Regions from separate parts of the Homo sapiens genome. Here all the other regions are linked to region 3. Evidence: chromatin contacts called from ENCODE Hi-C or POLR2A ChIA-PET data. All regions are on one chromosome and are shown on one strand. The core of a region is the stretch at or near the end of the contact, and the rest is flanking DNA. Distances in the headings are between cores, read along the strand shown.

The links. A loop is a pair of places that touch in the nucleus more often than their neighbours do. ChIA-PET counts read pairs that join two places held with the same protein, here RNA polymerase II (POLR2A). Pooled maps may share reads with other maps.
Region 1: a map of OCI-LY7 shows a loop between it and region 3 (4-fold over the local background). The contact joins two enhancer-like sites. A Hi-C loop is called at or near these places in 1 of 168 maps with a recorded cell type or tissue (OCI-LY7) and 5 of 50 pooled maps. POLR2A ChIA-PET finds 5 or more read pairs at or near these places in 1 of 52 experiments (OCI-LY7).
Region 2: a loop to region 3 is called in a map of CD8-positive, alpha-beta T cell, with 4 times the contacts of the local background. The contact joins the promoter of COPS8 here to the enhancer-like site in region 3. A Hi-C loop is called at or near these places in 1 of 168 maps with a recorded cell type or tissue (CD8-positive, alpha-beta T cell), 3 of 37 single-sample maps with no recorded cell type and 12 of 50 pooled maps. POLR2A ChIA-PET finds 5 or more read pairs at or near these places in 1 of 52 experiments (MCF 10A).

The regions. Positions count from the first base shown.
Region 1 is chr2:237,153,856-237,158,429 of GRCh38, reverse strand. No RefSeq gene overlaps it. Among named protein-coding and RNA genes, the nearest start is that of COPS8, 70 kb to the right of the region's middle. RefSeq lists an enhancer at 1,857-2,391. Within about 2 kb of position 2,214, at least 17 of the 41 ENCODE cell types and tissues checked have a DNase peak (open chromatin) inside an H3K27ac peak, as active enhancers do; they include OCI-LY7, where a contact is called at or near this core.
Region 2 is chr2:237,082,762-237,087,138 of GRCh38, reverse strand. It overlaps COPS8 (COP9 signalosome subunit 8), which reads right to left and starts at 1,250. Exons shown (of 8, transcript NM_006710.5): 1 at 1,097-1,250; 2 at 1-12. The coding sequence starts at 1,174. COPS8-DT (COPS8 divergent transcript) reads left to right here and starts at 1,318. Exons shown (of 3, transcript NR_187934.1): 1 at 1,318-2,983. RefSeq lists enhancers at 415-1,309, 1,120-1,669, 1,310-2,204.
Region 3 is chr2:237,692,772-237,697,687 of GRCh38, reverse strand. All of the region lies in intron 1 of LRRFIP1 (LRR binding FLII interacting protein 1), which reads right to left. Among named protein-coding and RNA genes, the nearest start is that of LRRFIP1, 68 kb to the right of the region's middle. RefSeq lists enhancers at 395-604, 2,927-3,106. Within about 2 kb of position 2,392, at least 23 of the 41 ENCODE cell types and tissues checked have a DNase peak (open chromatin) inside an H3K27ac peak, as active enhancers do; they include CD8-positive, alpha-beta T cell and OCI-LY7, where a contact is called at or near this core.

The DNA of each region.
Region 1 (4,574 bases), core at 965-3,464, 540 kb after region 3:
TAGGAACTGGGCCGCACAGCAGGAGGTGAGCAGGGGGTGAGCGACATTACCTCTTGGGCTCTACCACCTGTCAGATCAGCAGCAGCGTTAGATTCTCATAGGGGCATGAACCCTATTGTGAACTGCGCATACAATGGATCTGGGTCGTGCACTCCTTATGGGAATCGAATGCCTGATGATCTGAGGTGAAACAGTTTCATCCCAAAAGCATTCCTCCACACCTGCCCTGGGCCTTGGAAAAATTGTTTTTCACAAAATCGGTCCCTGGTGCCAAAAAGTGGTGTAGCCCACAGCGTACCCAGGCTATCTATTGCTCCTACACTGCAAAGTCCTACAGCATGTTACTGTACTGAATACTGTAGGCAGCTGTAGCTCCATGCCCTGTGTGTGTTTATCTAAACATATCCAAATGTGGAAAAAGTACTATAAAAATATGGTATAGAAGATAAAAAATGGTATACACTTACCATGAGTGGAGCTTGCAGGACTGGACATTGCCCTGGGTGAGTGAGTGAGTGAGGGGCTGGTGAATGGGAGGGCCTTGGGGATGACTGTACACTACTGTAGATTTTAACCCAACCACTGTGTACTTAGGTTAAATTAATTTAAAAAATACAGTCATTGTGCTAGAATGTTACAATGGCTCTGATTTAAAAAAAAAAAAAAAAAAAAGGCAGCCTTCTTGTACTCAGAAAGCCCCGGGGGGCCTGGCAATAGAAATGTTTTAGTTCCACTATAATCTATGGGACCACCTCCCTATATGTGGTCTGTCACTGTGTGGCACGTGACTGTGAATTGTGCCAAGTCAAGCAATGAACAGCCCTGTGGAAAAGCAGAGCATGGTGTGAGAGCACATTTATGCAAAGGCAGCTCAGTGTTCTCTGCCACAGGTGCAGGCAGCCTTGGAGGGTCAGAGGAGGGAGGAACGCCAGAATTCAGCAGGACTGCAGATCCTGGAGCCACCAGCCCTCTGTTCAGATCCTGGCCCCGCCACTCAGTAGCTGAGTGATCACGGCCCGCTCACTTATCCTTTCTGATCTTCAGTCTCCTCACTTGTAAGTGGGGATAGCGAGCCTGCCCATCGCCGAGGGTTGTTGTAGGACCGGAGGTGACAATATGTGCAAAGTACAGGCACAGACCTGGCAGTGGCTCCTGAGGGAGGTGGCATCCTTCCCTCTCTAAGGAGGGCACGGGGTCTGGGAACGCTAGGAAGCCTGTTCGAGGTTGGAGGAACCTTGTGCTCCTCTGCCCTGGGCTGAGTGGGCACTTAGCCCTTCTGCTGCGTTCAGCAGTGACAGCACTCGCATCTCTGTGGCCATCGCCACCGGAAGAAGCTGGGACGTGTGCGGCATACGGCCGTTTGGGAACTGCGATCGGTGAGCTGCTGGGGATGCGATGCCTGACGCGACCCCGCTTCAGAGCGTGGACTCCGAGGGCAGAGCCCTGGAAGCTGATGAGCGGCCGGGCCAGAGCTTTGACCTTGCTTCCTTCATGTGTGAAATGGGTCTGCGAGGCGCCCTCTTCTAGGGGCTGTGCTGAGGACCAGGAGTTACTCCGTGTCCCTGATTTGCAGGGACCTTGTCCCCTAAGCTGTGCTCAATCAGCCTTCCTCAGTGTTACCGGCAGCAGGAAAGCTGTCATCTCACTGCGGGCACAGGGAGCCCTTGGACACAGTCTGAGCAACGTCCTGGGGGAAGAGAGGACTGAAAAAACTGAACGTCCAGTGAGAAACTGTTCCCTGGACAGAAATGTGAAAAACAGCGCTGGCAGCACAGCCTGTGACTCACCGGCGTGTGCCCCCACACTGCAGCTGGGCCAGCGCGGGGCCCTCCTGATTCATGTTTTCCGTGGTTATCCGGGGAAATGGAAACCGTCTGGACGCGGCACCCACTCGCACGCCGGCGCTCACGCTGCGCTGATCAGCTTGGAAGTGCGGAAGGGCCTCCTCCCAGCCTCCTCCCCTACCTGCAGCCGCAGACGCTGGAGTGGGGAGGTGGCTGTCTTCACACCCCAGACCCACTGCCCAGGGCATGCTTCCCCGTAGGAAGCAAAACAAAGACCCGGTTCCCTGTCTGTGGGCAGGGGCAGGGGCCACTTTGAGGTCTTTTCTTATTTTTTGTTCCCTTGGGTAGTTCCCTCTGCACACAAACCACCGCGTGCTCTTGATGACTGAGCGCATGCCCTCAGTGAGGCATCCTAGGGCTGATGTGGTAAGGACGGTTAGGAGCCTACTCTAATGACATCTGAATTTCATGAAAGGGGGAGGGAGGGGACATCACAGTGCCGTGCTTGTGAAGTCACTGAGTGTCTTTTATCCTTGGAAAATTGTTCTCTGGGACATGCAGCTGGTTGCTAAAGTTTTCATTTTTCTGTGTCTGCAGATGTGCACAGAAGTTTCCAGTTAAGTTCCAGTTAAGCCCTAACCTGCATTAGGAAAAAAAGAAAAAAAGAATGTGTTTGCATGGCCTACAGAAGTGCTCAGTATGACCTGAAGCCGAATCACAGGCACTTTTCTCATTAGCTCCTGGGGCTGCGTCCCCTGGGCTTGTGTTCTGATCCTCTGGGCCGGCTGTGTGACCTTAGGGAACTTCCTTGCTTCTCTGAGCCTCGGTTTCCTTCATGGTAAAATGGGGAGGGTAATGATGCCTCCTGAGGTTGCTGGAAAGACTGACTGAGACAGTCCTCAGAAAGCACTTCACAGGGGCCAGCCCAGGGTAAAGGCACAGGAAACGCCACCCACCGCTGCAAATCCATTGCTGTTGAGTCCTGGGGGGACTTTCTTGCCTGTGCTGGCTGTGAGGCAGCCTGTGTGCTACCCCCTCCAACAGCCACACAGTGAGTTTTATTTTCGAATTGCATTGCTAATCCCTGAGGGGAAACACAAAGGCTAAGCAATAAGGCAGGTGTGTGAAACTCTCATTGCCATAAGAAACCTCCAGCATTCTCCCCGTCTTTGTGCACAGCCTGAACTGTTCATGTCACACTTCCTGGCTGCACTGTGGGCTTCTGTTCAGCCCCAAGATAGAGTTCCTCATACCTCCCCGCTCTTCTGACTCCTTCAGGCTGGCCCATCCCGAGGAAGGCGACCCTTCTCTTTTGCTTGCCACTTTCTCATGACCTTGAGCAGACAGCCCCTCTTGCTAGGATCCCGCTGTCTGGGTACATGGAGATACTGTGATCTGAGCCAGGGTTCCTGTCTCTCAAATGGCAGATGAGGACTCTGATGGGCATGTCAAGAGGCTGGGGCAGAGTGTGGGTCTGCAAGTCCCATTGCCTGAGGCACCTGTGTGGGGAACAGAAACCCAGGGACACATGATTGGCAGCTAGTGGAGGGAGGATGGAGCTGAGGGACTGATGGGGAGAGGCCAGATGTGAGCGGATATAGGGAGGAGCCAGGACCTGAGGCCAGATGAAGCTGGGAAGACCCAAAGTTTCTGAGAAAGTGGTCAACACCATGCACAGCAGAGAAGTCACAGGAAGAAATTGGAATGAAAATGTGAATTTGCAATTAGGAGGCCATGAAGAAAAGGAGCTTCCGTGTGTGGAATTGTGGGTTGAAAGTCAGAGTCAATAAATAGCAGAAGCAGAGGCAAGAGTGCCCTGCTCCTTCTAGAAATCTGGTGGCAGAGGGAAGGAAGAGAGGTAGCGATTTTAAAATCAGGTGCACTGGCGGGTACCTGTAATCCAAACTATTTGGGAGGCTGAGGCTGGAGGACTGCTTGAGCCCAAGCGTTCGAGTCCAGCTTGGGCAACATAGTGAGACCCCATCTCTTAAAAAAAATAAATAAAAGGTAGTAACTCTGAGTGCAGGGACCAGGGTTTTCTGTTTTGGGTGGTGGGAGACTGAACGTTTTGGAAATTTGGTGGAAAGAACCAGGTGAGAAAGGGGCTAATTGACCCAACATGGTCCAGGGCCAATCCTTTACTTAGGGACTGTTTATAATGATGTGCAGCTGCTCTGAGGACTGGAAAACGCCTGTTTGGCAAAGAGCTTGCCTGTCAGGAGGGGATTTGCCACTGGAAGGGAAAAGGAAATCATATCAATATAGTCTTTTCACGAGACGACCCTTCATGTGGAGACCTTGGCCCTTTAAAGTTTGAAATACATGTCCCCACATCCTTAGCACCTTTTTCTAGCTGCCACAACAGGCCACCTGCAGCCACCTCCCTGTGTTTCAAGGATGCCATCGTGTGGAAGGCGAAGGGAACAGCAAATATAAGACCCCTTTTATTCAAGGCAATTCACTTCTCGAAGACTAACCACACTAACCACCTTGCCTGACATTTGTATGTCTCCAGAGAACTTTCACAATTTTTTTTTCATTTGATCATTACAATAACCCTGTTTTACAGTCCAGTAAACAAACTCAGAGAGGTTAATTGACTTACTGAAGGTCACACAGCAGAGGGAAGGCATGGTCAATTGCCTCACTCCAAGTTCTCTTCTATCTTCACTGGGTCACTCTAGGCAATGTCATTCAACAGATATTCTACAGCCATGTTTTTCCAAATTTGCCCAACCTTTAGCTCTGGAACCCTGTAGACACATTTGCTTGGGTATGTAGACCTGTAGA
Region 2 (4,377 bases), core at 1-2,500, 610 kb after region 3:
TCCTCCAGGGGCCTAGAAGGCCAAAAATGAAAACAAAACAAAACAACACAAAATTTTAAAAACCTCATTTACCCTTTAACTTTCATTTTTAAAATAATATTTTATAAATGCTAATTTTAAAAGTAAGCCTTTTTAGTCTAAGACTATAAGTAATCTTATAGTCCTATTATAGATTTAGAAACAGCTTAGAGAAGTATCAAACACGAAAATTCTGAGTATTAAGTTTATATTCGTCATCAGCTTTGATTTATCTCCCTTTGGGCTTCAGTTTCTTTATACATTCAAGAATATGTAAGTGGATCCCCTTCCCCAGTTCTCAAATTCCCATTTAAATGATCTTACTATTATAAGAAACAAATTCGACAGATTCCTGAAGCATTCTGATTCTGCCCATTACATCAAGCGTCCTGAATAAGAGACAGAAAATCACCACAGCTGCGTTGCAAAGACAATTCTTTCCATTTTAACTCAACTGGAAAGTATCTATTATCTATTAGTGAGCTGCTGCTTCTGGATGTTGTCTCCTTTATTTAATTTTAAAACTAATGATATAAACCCTTTTTAAGTGTCTAAGAAAAACATTAACTTTAACAGCTGCATAACTTTCATCTGTCTTACTGAAGACAAAATGGCAAGCTAACTTGACAACATTACGAGAAAGGCTTTGTGAGTTAAAAAAAGGTTACAATGGTCACATTTTTCTTGGTGTGCGTGTGAGTTGCGGTGTGTGTGTTAGTGTGTGTGTGTATACCAAGATCTTTAATAAAACCCACTTTACTACCCTCTCCCAACCCGATACTGGGAAGGAAAGATGCCTAATTAATATGAGCTCATCGGTAGGTGCTGGAGCAAAGACGCACAGGGTTTTCGGGCTCACAAGCTGAAGACACATAACAAAAAGGTCCCGGCGAGTTCGGGGAGACCGGGCCCGGTCGGAGCAGGTTGCGGCGGTCAGGGATCCACACGTCCACCTCCCACGCCCGCCCCGTGAGCTCCCAAAGCCCGCTAGCCTCAGACCCCGTTACCCTGGAAACTGGTGCCGCCCCAGGGCCTAAGACTACTCCGCAGTTTCTCCCAGCGCGACGCAAAGGGTTACCTCGAGCTCCTGGTTCTCGCACTGATCCAGCAACTTTTTGAAACTAAAGGCGCTTTCCGCCATCACCGCCACTGGCATCTTCGCGGCCGGCCTCGCCGCTGCACCGTCCGGACAGCCAAACCCCAGACTGTCCCTCAGGCGTCGCGCCCGCGATGACGTTTAAAGCCGCCGTTGCCGCCGAGCGCCCCTGCGTACCAGACCGTCAGTTCCGGGGCGCCGTCAGACATCGCTGCGGCCGGGATAGGGCGCCGCCGTTCTGGCCGGCTTTCTCGGTGCCCTGGAGGACCTGGCCGGCTCCGCGGGAAGCTGTACTCAGAGCGCGCGGCCGCCCTCTGGCAGGGAGGAGTTCGTTGCACTTTTGAGGGTTCTTCACGAAGACATCCAATACATAGAAAACAAGTAACAGCAACAGTAACGAATTTTTAAATATTAAAATTGCTGGGGAACACGACGGATCCTGCAGCTGCTCGGCTGTCCCGGTCGTCAGTGACGCTAGGGCTCCGCACCGTACCCTGCATACCGTAGGTGCTCACGAAACGTTCGTGAGTTCCCTGCTCTGAGGAAACAAGCTTAAAAACTCAGAATCTAAGGTGTGAGTCTCCGCAAACCTGCTTGTTGGGCAGCGTCCCCCGCCCGGGCTAGCCCTGCACGCCCCACCCCGGAGCCACGCTTCTCCAGCCGGGACCCCTGCCTCCTTCCAGGCTATTCTCGGAACCGCAGCCAGAGGGAATTTTTTTTTCCTTTCCTGAAACGTAGAGCAGATCTGGTTACTCTTCTGCACAACGCCCTAAAATCTAGGGCCCTTCCCATCCCTCAGAATTTACATCTAATTCTCAGCTCCCCTCCGGCTTGCTGTAGCCATCCTGGCTTTTGTTTAGCACAGCACTTACTGTTAGTGACATTATATTGTATATTATTAACATATTTGTGTTTTACATCCCTCACTAGACCCCCAGGAAAGAGGCTTTGATGTGTTGCCTGCTGCAAGGCTGGCTGCATAATTTGTGGAGCTCAGAGAAAAGTGCGGAGCTTCCTTGTTCAAAAAACAGAAAGAAAGTGCCTCTGAGGTCATAAAATATAAAACTTTCTCTTTCCTCTCAGTTTCTCTCTTTTCATAGTGTTTTTATGTGTTATTTAATATCATTCCAAGAAAAATTTAGATTTAAATTGTTAGCATGAAGTTCACCATCCATCTTTACGTTGTGCAATGCCAGTTTTAAATACTAATATAAGTGCACTGATCTCATATGTGGAATCACAGAAATTATGCAATTTGTACTTCATAGCTTATACATGCATATAGATTTTGTTTTTACCAGAACCACGCTGGTAAAAACAGATGCTGCACAAAGTGAACTTGCCCGTTTTCATCGCACTTTACGTGCACGAATTCTACCTCTACTCTCGACCTGGGACTCACCGATGCGTAAGGAAGGACTGAAAAGCAAAAGAACTATGGACTGGCCTTTTGGCATGATCAGGTGTCTAATATAAAGAAGTGCATGAATAAGAAAATATATGATATGAGTGATGGTTAATACTGACTGTCAACTTGATTGGATTGAAGGATGCAAAGTATTGATCCTGGGTGTGTCTGTGAGGGTGTTGCCAAAGGAGATTAACATTTGAGTCAGTGGGCTGGGAAAGTTCGACCCACTGTTAATCTAGATGGACACCATCTAATCAGATGCCAGTGCAGCTAGAAATGTAAAGCAGACAGAAAAATGCGAAAAGAGAGACTGGCCTAGCCTGCCAGCCTACATCTTTCTCCCACGCTGGATGCTTCCTGCCCTCGAACATCAGACTCCAAGTTCTTCAGTTTGGGACTTGGACTGGCTCTCCTTGTTCCTCAGCTTGAAGACTGCCCATTGTGGGACTTGTGATCATGTGAGTTAATACTTAATAAACTCCTCTCTCTCTCTCTATATATATATATATAAATATATATATCCTATTAGTTCTGTCCCTCTAGAGAACCATGACTCATACAATATGGTTTCTTCATGCTTCTTAAGACACCATTGCCTTCTTTCTGCCTTCGAAACAAGTTTACTCTCTTAAGGGGAAAAGTGCGGCCTTTTGGGGTGTCAGCACCCAGCTCCCTCAGTTGTAGATACAGCACGAGTACCTTGTGCTCACTTTGAGTCTTGCTGGCCTCGCAACATCAGGGGTCCACAGGGAATTCAGTGTGCATGGTGCATTATGAATGCTGTATGGAACATCAGTGGCCACACGTAGAGGCCCGTTTCCCTGGCTCATGCTCCATTGTCTTAATGGACCTCACTTACAAACCACAAGTTTACAGATAAAATTATTAAGCATTTCAAGACAGAGACAGCCATCCTTGATTTTTTTTTTTTTTTTGGCGTAATCCACAACATCTCTGTGTGGAAATGATTGTTTAGTAATTCCCTGAATGAAATGTAAAGAAAAAAAAAAACACTTGTGTGTTCCTCAAGGAACTGCCAACATTAAATAGAAGGGCACATAAGTAGTTAGCAGAACTAGAGAGATCTTGGAGTAATAAAGCAACAGAGTTTCATCCACGGCTGCAAGGAAGAGAAGGACTGAGGGCAGTATGATTCTAAGATCACTTGACAGAACTATGAGGAGCAGGATTTTGAAGCTTGTAATAATGGTCTCTAACCCTTTTCGGGCAAAGAAATATTCAATAGAAGCCCTGCTTGGCTATTTGATCATTTAAAGGGAAAACTATAATGTGAACGCTTTGGCAGGTGCTTTGGGCCTCTAAGAGGTGGAAACCTACAAAGGTGGCTGTTTGCTGAATAGGAAATCCCGGTGAGGCTTTTGATACATATCACAGGTTAGAGGTGGAGATGGGGTGTCACTTAAAGGACTAAGCTGTTCTTTGGAAGGCCAGTACAGGAATTTGGGAGTTGGAGCCTGGATGCCAGAGAGGGTAGGAGGAGAGTCCTTGGGGGGCAGAGAGGAGTCTCTGGGAGCAGTTGGGGTCTAAGGTGAGACCCTGGCCTGGACACTGGGAACTCCAAGTGGCAGTGAAGCACTGAAGCGTCTTCAGGGCTGTGATGGTTGACATTCAGTTTTAAGTTGTCACTGTACTGTGCTGGAGCCACCTTTCCCCCCAGACTTTTGATAGTAAATGAGAGAAGTGAAGGGGGACAGGAAAGAGCAGTGTGGTGTAAAAGGCTGTCATCTCCGGAGGTGCGACTCAGAAGAGGGATCGAGACTGGGAAGAAGCAAGAAAGTCAATGAGAGGCACCCACAAGGACCCTCTGTTCCTGGAGATGCTGGCTTTGGAG
Region 3 (4,916 bases), core at 1,143-3,642:
TAGGGTTTCACAAAAACATTTAAATTGTTTCCTCTGAGAAGAAGGCTGAAAGCTCCACCAGCACCAGGGCAGCACACAGCAACTGACAATCTTTCCTATATTCAGTGGATATTCCCTGGAACCAGCTATAAAAGAAACAGCAGCTGTCATGTTTATCCTCCATGAACTTATCTACTTGGATGAGGTAGGGGAGGAGTTACATCATACCCAGAAAAATAAAAAGGCTTAAATCACAGCAGCTCTCAGGTGTATGCCGACATAAGCAGTAGTTAACATTTTAGCATGGTACAAAAATAGCAAAACAAGTTTCACAGCTATTTCATTTCTACCATTATTTTCCTTATGTAGAAAAGTAAAGCTCATTGGGCCGGGTGTGGTGGCTCATGCCTGTAATCCCAGCACTTTGGGAGGCCGAGATGGGAGGATCACTTGAGGTCAGGAGTTTGAGACCACCCCGGCCAATGTGGTGAAACCCCATCTCTACTAAAAATACAAAAATTAGCCGGGTGAGGTGGCAGGCACCTGTAGTCCCAGCTGCTTCAGAGGTCTGAGGCAGGAGAATCGGTTGCACCTGGGAAACGGAGGTTGCAGTGAGCTGAGATTGTGCCATTGCATTCCAGCCTGGGCAATCAAGCACGACTGTCTCAATAAAAAAAAAGAAGGAAAGTAAGTTCGTTCTTTGAATGTTCTCTTCTGTCTGGAAATTACCAGGCAGAGAACAGAAAAGTTTGACAGAGTGAAGACTTCCCAGTATGCATTCAAGACAAGGACTTCTGTCCTAAGAGGCAGCTTTGGTAAAAAGAAATCCTTCAGCCCCAATACTGGGGTATGAGACAGCAGGGCTGCCAAGAAAAGCTGACAACAGCGACAAAAGCAGCAGCAGCAGCCGTGGCAGCCACAGCTATATCTTGCACATTTACTACCTGCCAGCCCCTGCCTGCAGCATTGCATACAGTGGTGACAGTTATCAGTACCAGTTCCGAGTCAGCAGGCCTGGGTCTGAACTGGCTCCACTGCTGACTAGCTGTGAGGGCTTGGAAAGTCCCTGACCTTTCTGAGCCTCAGTTTCCTCTTTATCTGAAAAACTGAGAGAAAACGATCTGCTCCCCATGAGGTTACAGCAAGGGTTAGAGAAGACCTTCACATAAAACACCAGGTGGGCGCAGCAGGGGTTTGGTAAATATTAGCTACTTTCACTACTTAGTGTCTTCTTTGACAGCTACTGACCTAAGAGTATAAATCCGGTTCAGAGAAGTTTAGAAGCACGATGAGAAGACAAGCATGCTAAGGCACCCACCTAGCAGAGAAGCAGGAAAAACTGGGGAAACTTCAGAGGAGGGGGACAGAGGTTCTCAACCCACAGGGAAAGCCCACTCCTTTCCCTAGGAAAATCACACAGCCACGTGCCACATACAGTAAAAAAGACAGAAGGATCACAGGTGGCGTTGCTTTGATCATCTTCATTACACAAATAAATGAAACATTTTGGTTAAAATTAAGAGTAAATCTTCATTATAGTGATTTAAGATAAATTACTTCTCTACTACAAAGTAGTTATACTTTAGATTCAAGGGAAAACTACTTACCTAGTTTTAAAGTTGTAAAGTTACAATCCCAAGGAGAAACCACTGGAAACACTGGCCCTTTCCAAAATGAATGAATGAGTCTCGGAATACATATAATTTCTGTTGCCAGGTGTGTGTGTGTTTTGGTTTATTGTTTTGGAATCTGGCCTGGGGCAGGGGGATTATACTACTGGTCTATAATCAAATACATGGCAATTTTGAATGATTAAATCTTGCATGTAGTCAAAATATTTAATTTGGGAGAAAGAAACGAATTTACTTAATTTTATCTAGGTAGTCTGAATAATAAAAGTTCTAGTAAGTCCATTCCATGAAAACAAGCTTCTTTATTTAAAAAAAAAAAACAAAAAACAAATTTGGGCGGCCTCCAGTAATAACAGTGAGGTAATAAAAATCCTCTTCTCCTGTCCCATGTCTAACACGTAGTGAGATGTAATGGACTTACTGATTGGTGAAGAGGTTGGTAATCTAAACATTATGGCCTCTGGGGCTTCAAGATCACTCCTTTAAATACGAGCAGATATTCTGGAAGCACTGGCATATGAGTAACCAGTCATAAACAATTCCTTTGCTGAGTCACACAGCCTGATTTTTCGGGGATAAGAAGTTCCTCTTGGACATTGCCTTTTGAGGACCAAACATGCTGCACCAACATTTAGTCTCACAATTCTGTAGGGATTGGATAAGAATCTCACTATAATCAGGTAACTCTCCAATCAACTTCGCTGAAACACCGTTCTGCAACTATAAATAACTTGATTTCCTGTGCTCAGCATAAGTGGCAGTTGAGACTGCAGGGTTTTTTGAAATTTGCTAAGGAGGCTTCCGCTGTGGGATATTAACTCAGGCTGAACAGAAACTGACTCTTAAAGAAAAAGGGAAATTTAGTCTCCATCTTTGCCCCAGTAGGACACTCTCAATACTACTAGAAAAGACCTACCTTACTATATTTATGTCTTACCTGCCCGGGGAAATGACATGCCTAAAACACACACCATATGATTCCACGCTCCACCATCTCAGACTGAGCTAGAGCAGGGCCAGCCCGCCTCGTGCCAACTGATTCATCCCCATATTGGTCAAGACTCCACTCTCCCACACCTGGGGACCCTGGCCCAGGTACCTATAATGAGATGGGACTTGGGAGACTGTGTGTCCACGCTCTCCCCTAACAGCCCTTTCTTGGGACAGTGCTGGTCATTTAGAAGGGCTGAATGCTAATCAGTATGTGGAAAGAGAGCGGGGTGACACAAGCCATCGCAAACACAGGGAAGTTACAAAAGCTGCAGAAATGCACAGTGTCTCCACTGTCCGCATCGGACCCTCTCCTACAGCTCCAGGGCTGGTGCCCACTTGCTGAAGAAGCCCAGGCTCCCACTCAGATCCTGCTTTTGTCTTCTAGTTGAGGTGGAGCTTGCCAAATCTACTTCCTCTGACCAACCCGGCTCTCCTCTGCATGGGTGCGGCCCCCAGTCCCTCCTTTCCGCAGGAGACCCATCCCTGAACCCACGGACACAATGCAGAGCAAGAACTGGCACAAACCAGTGTGAAACACCCACAACCACTTTCCTGTGCCTATACCCAGCCCATGGCCCAGGGCAGCCGCTGGGTGACGCCCTACCCCCCACCCATGATGACCCCCAATTCCCATCACCACTCAGCACATTTCCTTCCCTACCTGAACATTAGCCTCTTAACAGGAACTGCATTTTGCTTTTGTTCACCATGTCTCACTCTGATACAGTTTTTGCTACCATTTACCAAGAAAAGCTCCTACAGGTTCACAACTTCTCTCTGAAAACCCTTGGGGCCATGATTCAGAATTCAGCATTTTTGGACATTAGAAACGTAGTAAGATGCATACACCATATATTCTGGTACAACCCAGAGTAGCAGCCCTTAATCAAAGACATCAACAAGACTGCAGAGAAACGTAAGAAAATTCACACTCAGAGGGATCAGTGAAGACCAAAACTAGCCCCCCATTGGACAGGGCAAGTCTCACTGCCAAAATTCTGCCACAAACTTATAAAAACAAAACAAAACACAAACCTTCCGGTCTTCAAAGCTTATTGGGTTCTGGAACTGGGGGTGAGGGACAGTGGGCCTGGGCTGATCACATAACTACTCAGTTGGACACAGTCCAGACTTTCCTCTCCCTTCCTCCCGGCAGCATCTCGAAGTCATCTGAACCCAGACCCGCCCAGGAGGCTCCCAGCCTTAAGTAATAGACCCTGTAGCCAGTGCCTTAGCTGCTCCAGGTGTGCCTCTACCTACTCCTCTGATTAGCCTGTCCCTAGTTTCCTCACATCCTGTTCTCAATGTTTACTCTTCCCTTCTCCAAGGACTCTAAGTCCAGCAGGCAGCTCTTCACCTCCATCCTCCTCCTGCCATCTATGGTGTCCCAGGCTGCTCCTCAGAACACTGGCACCGCTCAACCACATTCCCACCCTTCCTTCTTTCAAGAACCCTTCCCTGATGGTGATTCAAGGGTCTCTCTTCCCAGGCCCCTAGGAACTAATTAGTTGAAGGGGTAAAAACCGGCTCCAGAGGGCTGGCCCACTGCCAGAGTTTTAAACGAAGTCACAGAAAAACCACACTAAAATGGACATTTAAAAAACAGCAACCATCTGACAAGCAAAGAACTGGCTTTTCAGTATGAGTTCATCAGACTCTACTTCTACACCTCTCTCTGGCATTTCCTAATAAGCTCTCCCAAGGTCAAGGCAGTCTGATTCATCTTAAATCTTACACACACACCCAGTAGATGATTAATTTCTACCTGATGAAAGAGTGATTGTTTGGGGCTCATACTTTTACCAAGATCCCACGAACACCTGATTAAGTGGAAAGCTAGGGTTTTATATTTCTTTTCCAAAGTGCACCCTTTCACTTTTATTCCCATTCATGTTCAACCACAAGCTGCATGAAAATGTGTATTTGCAAACCCTCTCCGCCTCATCCCCTGCCCAATTTTAATGCCAAACTACAGCCGTAGCCCCACGACTGCATATTGAGCTGGACAACGGCAAAATCCTAGAGGCAGGATCCTGTCCGCGCTGGGCGGACCCGGGAGACTAGCCAAAGTGGATTTGGCGTCTGGAGTCCTCGGCGGAGGTGGTCCCCAGGTGCTGAGCGGGTTGAGTGCTCCAAAGCACCCCAGCCGCTCCCCGGTGGTTCCAACAGCGGGTGAGGGCACCGGCTCTGGCCACCCGGTCCTTGATGCTGTATTTTGTAAAATAGCAAACTAGCAGCTCCCTGTGACTCCAGGCCAGGCGCAGACCTGGTCAGAGCCTGTCTGCAGCCCATCACCTCGGGCGGGGAGAGACC